Linked DNA regions of Homo sapiens: all the other regions are linked to region 2. The links are chromatin contacts, found by Hi-C or POLR2A ChIA-PET in ENCODE. All regions are on one chromosome and are shown on one strand. The core of a region is the stretch at or near the end of the contact, and the rest is flanking DNA. Distances in the headings are between cores, read along the strand shown. Region 1 has its middle 25 kb from the start of GADD45G. Region 2 has its middle 190 kb from the start of MIR4290HG. Region 3 holds the start of SYK (spleen associated tyrosine kinase).

Region 1 (4,251 bases), core at 1,342-3,841, 650 kb before region 2:
ATCCGATATCTTCTTGGTGAACTGTCTGCTCAGATCTTTTGATTATTTTTTTAAATTACCTTGTTTATCTTCTCATTTTGCATTGTAACAGCTCTTATATATTCTAGATAAAAGTCTTTTCTATTATTTGCAAATATTTTCTCACAGTCTATAGCTTGCCTTTTCATTTAACAGTGTCTTTTGAAGAGCATATATTCTTAATTTTGATAAAGTTCAATTTATTAAATTTTTAATATATAGTTCTAGTTTTTTGGGTCCAGTTTAAGAAATCTTTGCCTAACCCCAGGTGACCAAGATTTTCTCTTATGTTTTCTTCTAGAAGTTTCATAGTTTAGCTTTCACATTAAGATCTATGACCCATTTCAAATTAGTCTTCTTCTACAGTGTGATGTAGGGGTTGCATTTCATTGTTTTGTTTTTGCATGGGACAAATTTGCATCCAGTTGTTTCAGTACCAGTTGTTGAAAAAATTATCATTTCTTCATTGAATTGCCTTGGCAACTTTGTCAAAATTTAATTGATTCTACATGAGTGGATCTATTTCTGAACTCACTATTCCATTCCATTGACCTACATGTTTTTTTTCAGTTAGACTAATGCCACAATGTCTTGATAACTGTTGATTTATAATAAATCTTGAAATGAGCAGTTAGTCTAAAAAACCTCATTCTCCTTTTTCAAAATTGTGTTGGCCACAAGCAAACAAAATTGTTTTAGATCCTTTGCATTCCATGTAAATATTATAATTAGCTTCTCAATTTCTGCAAAAAAGAAGAAACCTCCTGAGATTTTACTTGAGATTTCACCAAATCTCTAAATCAGTTTGGGGAGAATTGACATCATAGCAATATTGACTCATGAACATGGTATACCTCTCCATTTATTTAGACCTTCTTTAATTTTCCTCAGGATTGTTTTGTAGTTTGTGCATCTTTTGTTTAATTTATTCCTAAGTATTTCATATTCTTTGATGTCACTGTAAATGTTACAATGTCATGTAAATGTTGCTAATTTCCAATATTTTATTGTGTTTTGAACATTTCCACCTTTCAGTGTACTTCTAGTATATAGAAATCCAACAAATTTTTAAAAATTGAACTTGTATCCTACAATCTTGCCAAATTCACTTGTTAGTTCTAGTGGCTTTTTGTACATTCCTTAGATTTTTCCATGTAGATTATTATATCTGTGAATAAATCCAGTTTTATTTCTTCCTTTCCAATCATATGATTTTATTTTTCTCACAAGGACCTCTGTGGTTGGCAGAATAATGCCCCAGTGATGTCTACATCTGAATCCCCAGATCCTGAGAACATGTTACATGACAGGGCAAAGGGGAATTAAGGTTTCAGATAGACTTGTAGTTGTTAATTAACTGATTTTAAGAGATTATTCTGGAATATCCATGTGGGACCCAATGTAACCATGAAGATCCTTGTAAGTGGGAGGGGTTGGCAGAGAGGACATCAGCCTGATGGATGTGAGAAGGACTCGATCTGCTGTTGCTGGCTTTGAAGGTGGAGGGTTAGTCCATTCTCATTCTGCTAATAAGGACATACCCAAGACTGGGTAATTTATAAAGGAAAGAGATTGAATTGACTCACAGTTCAGCATGGCTGGGGAAGCCTCAGGAAACTTATAATCATGGCGGAAGGGGAAGCAAACACACACAAACCATGGGGAACTATGAATTACTATTGAGGAACAGCACATTCAACATGTCATAGCAATCAAATACAAAATTAGCCCGGCATGTTGGTGCATGCCTATAATCCTAGCTACTCGGGAAGCTGAGGCAGGAGAATCGCTTGAACCTGGGAGGCGGAGGTTGCAGTGAGCCAAGATCACCCTGTTGTCTGCTGTGCCATGGACGCCTTGGCTCAGAATGCAAGTGCCTGGGAGGGGAGATGTTCTAAACTGCTGTTCTGCATTCACAATGAGCAATATTTTGGAAAGAAGGATATTCCTGGGTTAGGATGAACCCAGGCACTGCCTTCAAAACAAATTTTTAAATTTAAACGTTTCACTCTTCCACCTCATTCTGCCAGGGCTGTTGATGGCAGCTGTGTGTGTGCATGTATGTGAGCAGATGTGTGTGGATATGTGTGTGTGCATGGGCACATGTGGACATGTGTGCATGGACATATGTATGCATGGATGTGTGTATGTATAAATGTGCATTGGCAGGTGTGTGTGTGTGACAGTGTGTGTATGTGTATGGGAGGACCTGGGCATAGAGGTGACTGTGTCTATGTGTGTGAGTTTGTCTTTGTAGGCGTTTCCAATCTCTTGGCCCCTGACCTGCTAGCAACTTCCCTCTTGTGTTCCGGTTCACCCTTATCCAGCTTCCACCTGATCAACTGCCATGTACAGATCCTCTACTCCTTCACTAGTTGCCCCTCTTATGGGAAACCCCACCCAAAATCTATCCACGTGACTATCTGCCTCCTGTATGTGAACACGGGCAGAGACTGCTGTTGGGCTAAAGAAGAACCCACAACCACAATGACTGATGCAACGGGAACTTCCGGACCCCCAGCCTCTAGCAGTAGAGCCCAGCAGTGCTGGCCACGTCTGCTTCGGGTCACAGAGGTGACATTTCCTTTTCAGAGAGCAAGCATCAAAGCCCTCGTCTATGGTGCACTGGGCGACTCTGCGTATCCATACCATCCGATCCTCCTGGTGCAGCAGAAGACATGCTTCTGCCCCACTTGGAGGCAACGCCTTCCCCTGTGCCCTGGCTGCCAACAAGGCCTACCTCTTGGGCCTTCCCAAGCCATCCTGCTACCTCCTCTCTTGATGGTGTTTGAGTAGCCATCTGCTGGCTGCTTCCGCCCATCTTGGAGACAAGTTCATGCTCATTACTGTCCTCGACCTCACACCAGAGTCCTGCCTCCCCTGAGTTTGCTGCTGCAGCCTTCTCTTTCACAACCAAACCTCTGGAATGAGCAGTCGTCACTTGCGCTCTCCACTTCCAAAATCAACTGAAGAAGAAGAAGGCTGCCCTCCACAAGGCAGGACCCACGGGAAGTGGAGCCTTGGCCAAGCACCTGACTGTCTCCTGGTCCAGCCTGGTCTTTTTAATCATCGAGGAAGAGACGCCTGGGATGGAGCTTCATTCCTTTTTTTGGTGGGAAGGTGACTTTCTGACTCCCTTGTGAGAGAGGAGGCTTCTATGTTACTGCAGCCACCAGGAAAACACTTTCTTCCTTTGAATTTAGGTGGCAGGATTTCTGAGAATGAAGGTCGCTCTTTGATTCTGTGTTTACGTGCATTGGATATTGGTGCATTGGGTGTTGGCTGGAAGCCTTCCCTGACTCTGCCTAAGCTCCCCCTAGTCATTTGTATTTTTCCTTCTTTGCACTTGTCATGACTGTTGTTCTACGGCTCCTTTTCTCCATGGCGCGTCTCACTCGGGGCTAGGTGTCTGACGGGCCCTACACAGTCAGCCCACCCACCAATGAAGGGCTGTCCAGGCTGCAGTGCTGGAGCTCCCTGCTGAGCTGCTGCACCAGGCCCCAAGGCCCCAGAGGATGCCCAATGTTTGCCAAATAAACATACAAATGTACTTATAAATACAACATCCCATTTCCTTAGAAACAAATTCCTAGGTTGAAGTAGATTATAGCAATTTTAGTAATTTGATCCATCTAGTCCTATAGCATAATCCAAAAAGTGGCCAGACTTTTGGATTTTGCCTTTTAAAAAATGTTTATATGCATTCATAGCTAAATAAAAAAGTTGTAAAACAAAATTGTGTGCTGTTTTGGAGTCAGAAACCATATTTTAATGATCTACTTCTGGAAAAGCTGGAAAATGGTTCATCTTCATCATTTCCCCTGCCTGCAACAAAGAAACACCATTTCTTCTCAATTAATCAATCAGCAGCACTTGCTGATCACATCCTATGTACAAGGCATTGAATTAGACTCTCTGGAGGTACAAAGATGAAGGAGGCACTTCATTTGTGCTTTTGAAATATATGTGCTAGAAAAGGATGATTAAAAGTAAGCACTTGTCCAAAACTCTTGCTTTTTGCCAAGAGGGGGCAACAGATGACATTTACCCTTCCACTTGAAATAACTAAAAAACCAGACAACTATATATGAAATAATAGTTTTCATGATGTTGGACAGGAGACAGGGAAGGACAGTGATCCCTGAGAGAGCCAAGAAACAAATGAGAATAGTCCCGCAGTTTCCCAACGGGCTGCCTGAATAGAGTTTCCAGGCTCCGGCATAAAGGGAGGCT
Region 2 (3,985 bases), core at 504-3,003:
TCACCTGCTTGGACCTGAAAGATGCTTTCTTTCCTATCAGATTAGCCCCTGAGAGGCAGAAGCTGTTTGCCTTTCAGTGGGAAGATCCGGAGTCAGGTGTCACTACGCAGTACACTTGGACTGGACTTCCCCAAGGGTTCAAGAACTCCCCCACCATCTTCAGGGAGACATTGGCTCGAGACCTCCAGAAGTTTCCCACCAGAGACCTAGGCTGCGTGTTGCTCCAGTAGGTTGATGACCTTCTGCTGGGACACCCCATGGCAGTCGGGTGCACCAAGGGAACAGATGCCCTACACCGGCACCTGGAGGACTGTGGGTATTAGGTGTCCAAGACAAAAGCTCAGATCTGCCGACGGCAGGTACCTTACTTGGGATTTACTATCCCACAGGGGTCCGAACGCAGCCCGGGATCAGAAAGAAAGCAGGTCCTTTGCAATCTACCGGAGCCTAAGGGCAGAAGGCAGGTGAGAGAATTCTTAGGAGCTGTGGGGTTTTGTAGACTGTGGATCCCAAACTTTGCAGTATTAGCCAAGCCTTTGTATGAGGGCACAAAGGGGGCGGGCACCGGAAACCTTTGGAATGGGGATCCCAACAACAGGAAGTCTTTCATGAGTTAAAGGAAAAACTTCTGGCAGCCCCAGCCCTGGGGCTACCCGATCTGACAAAGCCTTTTCCATTGTATGCATCAGAGAGAGAAAAGATGGCAGCTGGACTTTTAACCCAAACTGTGGGGCCCTGGCTGAGGCCGGTGGCCTACCTCTCTAAACAACTAGACGGGGTTTCTAAAGGATGGTCCCCCTGTTTGAGGGCCTTGGCAGCAACTGCCCTGCTAGAACAAGAAGCAAATAAGCTGACTCTTGGGCAAAACCTGAACATAAAGGCCCCCCATGCTGTGGTGACTTTAATGAATACTAAAGGACATCATTCGCTAACGAATGCCAGACTCACCAAGCACCAAATTTTGCTCTGTGAAAATCCCTGTATAACCATTGAAGTTTGTAACACCCTACACCCCGCCACCTTGCTCCCGGTATCAGAGAGCCCTGTCGAGCCTGATTGTGTAGAAGTGTTGGACTCAGTTGACTCTAGCAGACCTGACCTCCGGGACCAGGCTTGGGCATCAGTAGACTGGGAACTATATGTGGATGGGAGCAGCTTCTTCAACCCCCAAGGAGAGAGAGATGCAGGGTATGCAGTGGTAACCCTGGACACTGTTGTTGAAGCCAGATTGTTGCCCCAGGCCACTTCAGCCCAGAAAGCTGAACTCATTGCTTTCATTCGGGCCTTAGAACTCAGTGAAGGTGAGACTGTAAACATTTACACTGATTCTCGGTATGTCTTTTTAACCCTTCAAGTGCATGGAGCGTGATAGAAAGAAAAGGGCCTGCCTATTGAACTCTGGGGGAAAACATAGAAAATATCAACAAGAATTCTTGCAATTATTAGAAGCAGTATGGGAACCCCACAAGGTGGCAGTCATGCATTGCAGAGGACACCAGCGAGCTTCCACCTTGCTGGGTTTGGGGAATTCCCGCGCTGACTCAGAGGCTCGAAAAGCAGCATCTGCCCCCTTCCGGGCATCAGTGCTCCCTCAAGCACCTGATCTTGGACCTACTTCTTCTAAAGAAGAAAAGGACTTTCTCCAGGTAGAGGGAAGGACAAGTGACGGAGGGAGGATGGATTCAGTTACCAGATGTGAGAGTAGCTGTGCCACAGTTGCTAGGAGCTGCAGTTGTACTGGCTGTGCAAGAAATCACCCATGTAGGTCAGGAGTCACTGGAAAAGTTGTTAGGCCGGTATTGCTACATCTCACATTTGTCAGCCCTTGCCAAAATGCTGAGGCAGCGGTGAGTTACCTGCCGAGAGCATAATGCGAGGCAAGGTCCAGCCGTTCCGCCCGGCATACAAGCTTATGGAGCAGTCCCCTTTGAAGATCTCCAGGTAGACCTCACAGAGATGCCAAAGTGTGGAGGTACCAAGTATTTACTAGTTCTTGGGCGTACCTACTCTGGGTGGGTGGAGGCCTATCCAACACAAACTGAGAAAGCTGGTGAAGTAAACCCTGTGCTCCTTCGAGATCTGATTCCTAGATTTCGACTGTCCTTACGGATCAGCTCAGATAACGGGCCTGCGTTTTTGGCTGCCTTGGTACAGAAGACGGCAAAGGTATTGGGGATCACACGGAAACTGCATGCCGCCTCCCAGCCTCAGAGTTCCGGAAAGGTGGAGCGGATGAATCGGAGTATCAAAAATAGTACTATTGTCTTCCCCGCTGGATATTTAAAACAACACCACAAGGGGCGTCAAACCACCTGCTAAATTTGAGGGAATGTTATCCTCTCCCCGCCTCCCCCGGCCCCGGATATTAGAGACAATAACACAGGGGTAATGTACACCCACTGCTTTATTGGGAGTAATATCATCCTCTCCCTTCTTGGATATTAGGAACAATATCACACTGTGCGTGTACACCTGTCGTGAAATTCAATGGAATGTCATCCTGTGTCTCCCTGGATATGATGAACAATATCACGGGGGATGTACAACTTCCGAGATATTGGGAGTGATATCATCCTCTCCCCTCTGGAAGTTAGGGACAATATCACAGGGGTAGTGTACAGCTTCTGGGATGTTGGGACTAATATCATCCTCCCGCCCACTGGATATTAAAAACCATATCACAAGGGACGTGTACACACACTTCGATATTGGTATTAATACCATCATCGTCTCCCTCTTTCGATATTCGGTGCCATATTTCAGGTGGGGTATACACCACCTGCAATATTGGAAGTAATATGATTTTCTCCCCCCTGGATACCAGAAACAATATCACAGGGGGGTGTCAACAACCCCTGCGATATTTGGAGGAATATCATCGTCTCCCCTCATGAATATTAAGAACAATATCGTAGGGGTGGGGGGTGTACACCCCCTTTCATATTTGATATCATCCTCTTCCCCCCTGGATATTAGGAACAATATCAGGATGTACAGACCCTGCGACCTTTGCTGTCATATAATTGTCTCTCCCCTAGATATTAGGAAAAATGTCACTGGGGATGTGAACAGCCTTGCGATATTGGGAGTAGTATCATCCTCTCCCCCCTTGCATATTGGGAACAACATCACAGGTGGGGTGTACTGCCTCTGCGATATTGGGAGTAAAATTTTCCTCTCTTCCCCTGGACATTAGGAAGGGTATCAGAGTGGGAGGGTGTACATTCCCTGCCATATTCAACGTAACCTTATCCTCTCCCTCCCAGGGTATTCAGAACAATAAGACAGGAGGGGTGTACACCCCCTGCGATATTGAGAGTCATATCATCCTCTTTCGCTCTGGATATTAGGAACAATATCACAGGGTTATGTACACCCCCTGCGGTACTGGGAGTAATATCATCCTCTCTCCCTGTGGATATTAGGAAGAGTATCACAGGGCTGTGTAAACCCCCTCCAGTACTGGGAGTAATATCATCCTCTCTCCCTCTGGATATTAGGAAGATTTTCACAGAGGTGTGTACACTCCCTGCGATATTGGGAGTAATATCATCCTCTCCAGCCAGGAAATGACTAACAAGGTCACAGGGGAGTGTACTCCCCTTGCGATATTGGGAGTAATGTTGTCCTCCCCAAACCTGGATGTTAGCAACAAGATCACAGAGGGGGTGTACACACCCTGCGACATTGGAAGTAATATGATCCTCTCCCCACCTGGATATTGGGAAAGATATCAAAGCGCGGGTATACATTTACTAAGCTGTTGGGAGTAATATCATTCTTTTCCTTTCTGGATATGATGAAGAATATCACAGGGGTGCTGTACAATTACTTCGATATTGGGAGTAATATCATCCTCTATTTTCCTGGATATTGGGCACAAAAGCACAAAAGGGTGTACAACCCCTGCGATATTGGGAGTAATAGCATACTCTCCTTCCCTGGATGTTAGAAAACAATATCATCAGGGCTGAACACCCCCCGC
Region 3 (4,108 bases), core at 282-2,781, 570 kb after region 2:
GAAAACCATCTGTAGACATTCTGCAGGCTCCATCTCAGGAACAATGGCTATTTTTTCGGGTAGTTGAAGCAAAATTAAGTCCAATGATAAGCAAATATAACCATTATCAAAATCTTCCATTTATGTTTGTTAAAGCAACCTAAGTATGATCTGAGAAGGACTCTGTATTCTATATTTGAGTCCTTGTGGATGAACTGTAACCTAGCTTAATAGGCAGACAAGATTGAAAACCTAATTTAGGAGTATGTGCCTTTAACAATAGCTGAGTCTTGGCCAATCCCAGTGGCCATACTTCAACCATTCATACACTGCTGAGTGTTCAAACTGTGTTCAAAGAAGGCAAAAGCCAACCTGTAACCAATCCAGTTGTTTCTCTGCCTTACCTCCAATTTCTGTATGTCACTTCCCTTTTTTTGTCTATAAATATGTTCTGACCATGAGGCATCCCTGGAGTCTCTGAATCCGCTGTGATTCTGGAAGCTGCCCCATTCGCAAATCATTCATTACTCAATTAAACTGCTTTAAATTTAATTCTGCTGAAGTTTTCTTTTAACAGGTTTAGAAAAAATAATGGCAAAAATGAATGAAAATCCAATAACCCTGGAAGCAGAAAAGGCTGGGGGCTCCAATAAGTGTAAATAGTCCCATCCCTATATTTTCTCCATGGCAATTACAATCCAGCACATTATATATATATTTTTTTGCTTCTCGCATTTTGGCTTAGGGTAAAGCTTTTTAAAACAGGCACTGCCAACCAGTGTTATCAAGAAGGTCTGGATGCCGTTTTGTGGGAACATTTTAAAGAGGAATGTCCAAAAGGAAAAGGGGGATGGGTTGGGAGAAGGGTATCAGGCGGGTATCTCAAAACCATTCTTAGGGCTATAGGTTTAATTTATTTGGTTGTGGACGTCAGAGCCGTCATGGTAAGAAGGAAGCAAAGCCTTTTGTAATAATTAAAGCCTTCAGAAGCAGCGTGCCCCATTGCCCACTAGTGCGCCGTGAAGTCTGGTGTTCACCTACAGGGTCCCTCTCAGCACTGCCCAGGCCTCCCGAGTGCTCCAGCACAGTAGCTTGGAGCTTGTTGGTTTGGTGACCAAGATACACTCCAGGGAATATGCCATGCAGTGGAGTCTCTTCCCCGGCACTGCATAGCAAAAGGAAAGGGCCGCTGGGTGTCTGTGGGTCCTGGGCAGTCACAGAAGCCACCGCGCTGGCGGGGAGGAGGGGGACCGATGCGGTCCATGTCCCGGGCAGCCCCACCTTCTCTGCCTGCGAAGGGCCCTTGTCCGGCGGGAGGAGAGAGGCGCGCCCCACCCGGGCTCCTCTACACCTGCCGCCGCCTGGGCCGATTCCGCGGGCCTCGCCCGGCGCTTCAGCCGATTCCCGCCCAGCTCCGGGCTCATGGGCGCGGTCAGCAGGGCGGGCCAGGGCGGCGGGGCGCGACACTGGGAGGAAGTGCGGGCCGCCTGCCCGGGCGCGTTAAGGAAGTTGCCCAAAATGAGGAAGAGCCGCGGGCCCGGCGGCTGAGGCCACCCCGGCGGCGGCTGGAGAGCGAGGAGGAGCGGGTGGCCCCGCGCTGCGCCCGCCCTCGCCTCACCTGGCGCAGGTAGGTGTGGCCGCGTCCCCTACCCGGCCGGGACTTTCTGGTAAGGAGAGGAGGTTACGGGGAACGACGCGCTGCTTTCATGCCCTTTCTTGTTCTACCTTCATCGGCCGAGGTAAAAGTGCTGAAACCATGTGAATAAAATACAGGTGGGTTCCGCCAGCTTCGCTCCTGAACCTACCCGCGCTCGGGATCCAGAAGCTGCGCCGGGAGAGAGGGGCTCAGGCCTGGGCGGAGGGGACGGAGGTCAGACCGTGCGGAAAGTGACCCGGGCACCCCAGGGCGCCCAGGCCCCCAGGGAGCGCGGAAAGTGCGGTCGCGGCCCGGCCCTCGGGAGACGCGGGATTGGGATCAGGCACAGCGCGAGGAAGTCGATCTTGGAGCTAGAACATTTTCCTTTGGCCATTTACACGAATCCACTGGAAAATGCCGCAGTGTTTATCAAAGTTACTCAAAGTAGAAATGTCCAGACGTCTTATGAGCTTAGACAAATCTTTTACTACAAAAAGAAACAGCAGTTGCATTCAAACAACAACCCTTCTGAACCACTACTAAAATTTAGCATAATTACTCTTGTGGATACATTTTCATTGTCAAGTAATTTACTTAGCCAATGAACTTGGAGAGCAAGAAAGTTTTATGTAGTAAAATGTAAATTTGAGTTAAGAGTTAAGGGTGTTTCTTTTTGTCTGTTTGTCTGTTTTTGGCAATGTGGCTCCAAAACCTTAAGCCCACCTAAAAACTATATAAATGCAATCCATTCTTTTGTTGGAATGTTCAAGGACTAGAAAGACAATTGGAGAAGTGAGAGTTTGAATCTTTTTTTACGTTGGAAACAGTGTTGCAAAATATTTTTTGAGTTTTGCCTGACTTAGCAAAGATTCAGTCGAACTCAAGTAGAGTTCAAAGCATTGCAGCGTGTAGTAAAAAAAAAAAAGAGTTGAAGATGTTGTGCCATATCTGATTCTTGGTATTAAAAATAAAAAAAGGAACCATTTAATCCCTAAGAGTTCCTGGAAGAAATGGAATTGATTCTACCATCTGACTTCTTTGTCTTAGTAGGGACAAATTCATTGCCTTCACACAGGCAGCATTTTAATTAAATGCAACTAAATACATTGATGTCCTCCTTCTCCCCAGTGAAAGTCCGAGCAGTGCATAGATAGAATTATATTTTCTCAAAAAGGCTTAAATACATGTAAATTATTAAGTGTTTTAAGTGAGAAATCTTTGTCAGTTGAAATTATTTTATCAAATCATTTTTGTTCTGAACGGCACTTTTGTTTTAACGTATTTAGAAAACTCTTGCATTAAAACAGAAATTGATTTGTATTATCCCCTGTATTTGAAGTGCACTTTAAAGTGTATTTGAATGAGAGATTATAATCAAATTACTTGATTTGTGTCTTATCCTCTTACTCTTCTACCTTGGATTTGAAAAGGTTGGATTTGAACACTAGGAAAAAAGAGATTTTTCTACTGAGGGATTGTGGGAAGATTTTTTTTTAAGCCTCTGTATTTGAAGTGAAATATAAAATAGGATTTTATAATAGTCTTAATAACTAGAAAGTTTTAAGCTAGGATAAAAATGGGGTGTATACTTTAGGTCTTTATCTTTCCTGAGAGATGAAATTGGTAGAAACGTTATTTTATTGCTAGATTTCACTTTAGAAATGAATCACCCTGATCTTTGTTAGGCCCCTATTTAATATTCTAAATGCAGGTCTAATCTCTCTGCTTTTTTTTAATGGAAGACTTCTTAGTAGAACTTCACTTATTTAGCACATTGTTTGCCCATGGTTATAATCCAATATGCTTGTGCCAAGACGTATTTTGGAATTCAAGCTTTTTCAGAATTTGGAATTAAAATTTAGAATCTAAATTTCAGAACTGAGAAAGACATTGCTCAGAATTTAGAAAGGTAAACATACATGTTGACCCTGCTGGTTACATGCCATTCCAATATAGTCTGGAGAGAATCCTGTAATTCCATGCATTAATATTTCTGTACTTTTACATTTAAGAACATGAATATTCTCACTAAGTGGAATAAATAAAGACTATAAAGAGCTGTGTGTCTGTTTAGAGCAGGTGTTATCACTACGAGAGCTTCTCTAAGACTTACCAAAAAAAAAAAAAGTGTTGTTTTTCAGAGCTTTTTAGAGCTGCAGCTGAGGGACTGAGTCTGTATTAGACTCCACTGAACTACGGTTTGCTTTTAAAAGGAAAGTGCATTTATGTTGTTCAATACTTCACACTTTCCAGTAATTAGAAGGGCAGTTCCTCTCTCTTTAGGGAGTCTTAAATAGCAAGATTTTACTGAATTTTCAATCATACCGATCAAAATAGAGGTACTTCAAGTAAGAGTGGATGTCTCATCTTTGTAATATAATTTCAAACAGCATAGTTTCTGACAGTCTACCATTTTAGAGAAACAGAGCAGAAGTTACTTACAGGAGGGGTTACTGTCACCCTTTACAGCTGCAGTCTGTCCATGGAAGAAAT

The links. A loop is a pair of places that touch in the nucleus more often than their neighbours do. ChIA-PET counts read pairs that join two places held with the same protein, here RNA polymerase II (POLR2A). Pooled maps may share reads with other maps.
Region 1: a loop to region 2 is called in a pooled map, with 8 times the contacts of the local background. The contact joins two enhancer-like sites. A Hi-C loop is called at or near these places in 1 of 168 maps with a recorded cell type or tissue (mammary epithelial cell) and 9 of 50 pooled maps. POLR2A ChIA-PET finds 5 or more read pairs at or near these places in 1 of 52 experiments (activated T-cell).
Region 3: a loop to region 2 is called in a pooled map, with 4 times the contacts of the local background. The contact joins the promoter of SYK here to the enhancer-like site in region 2. A Hi-C loop is called at or near these places in 2 of 50 pooled maps. POLR2A ChIA-PET finds 5 or more read pairs at or near these places in 3 of 52 experiments (GM10248, Panc1 and activated CD4-positive, alpha-beta T cell).

Annotation. Positions count from the first base shown.
Region 1 is chr9:89,577,674-89,581,924 of GRCh38, forward strand. No RefSeq gene overlaps it. Among named protein-coding and RNA genes, the nearest start is that of GADD45G, 25 kb to the right of the region's middle. Within about 2 kb of position 2,592, at least 3 of the 41 ENCODE cell types and tissues checked have a DNase peak (open chromatin) inside an H3K27ac peak, as active enhancers do.
Region 2 is chr9:90,225,463-90,229,447 of GRCh38, forward strand. No RefSeq gene overlaps it. Among named protein-coding and RNA genes, the nearest start is that of MIR4290HG, 190 kb to the left of the region's middle. Within about 2 kb of position 1,754, at least 4 of the 41 ENCODE cell types and tissues checked have a DNase peak (open chromatin) inside an H3K27ac peak, as active enhancers do.
Region 3 is chr9:90,800,288-90,804,395 of GRCh38, forward strand. SYK (spleen associated tyrosine kinase) reads left to right here and starts at 1,532. Exons shown (of 14, transcript NM_003177.7): 1 at 1,532-1,606. RefSeq lists silencers at 1,281-1,490, 1,511-1,670.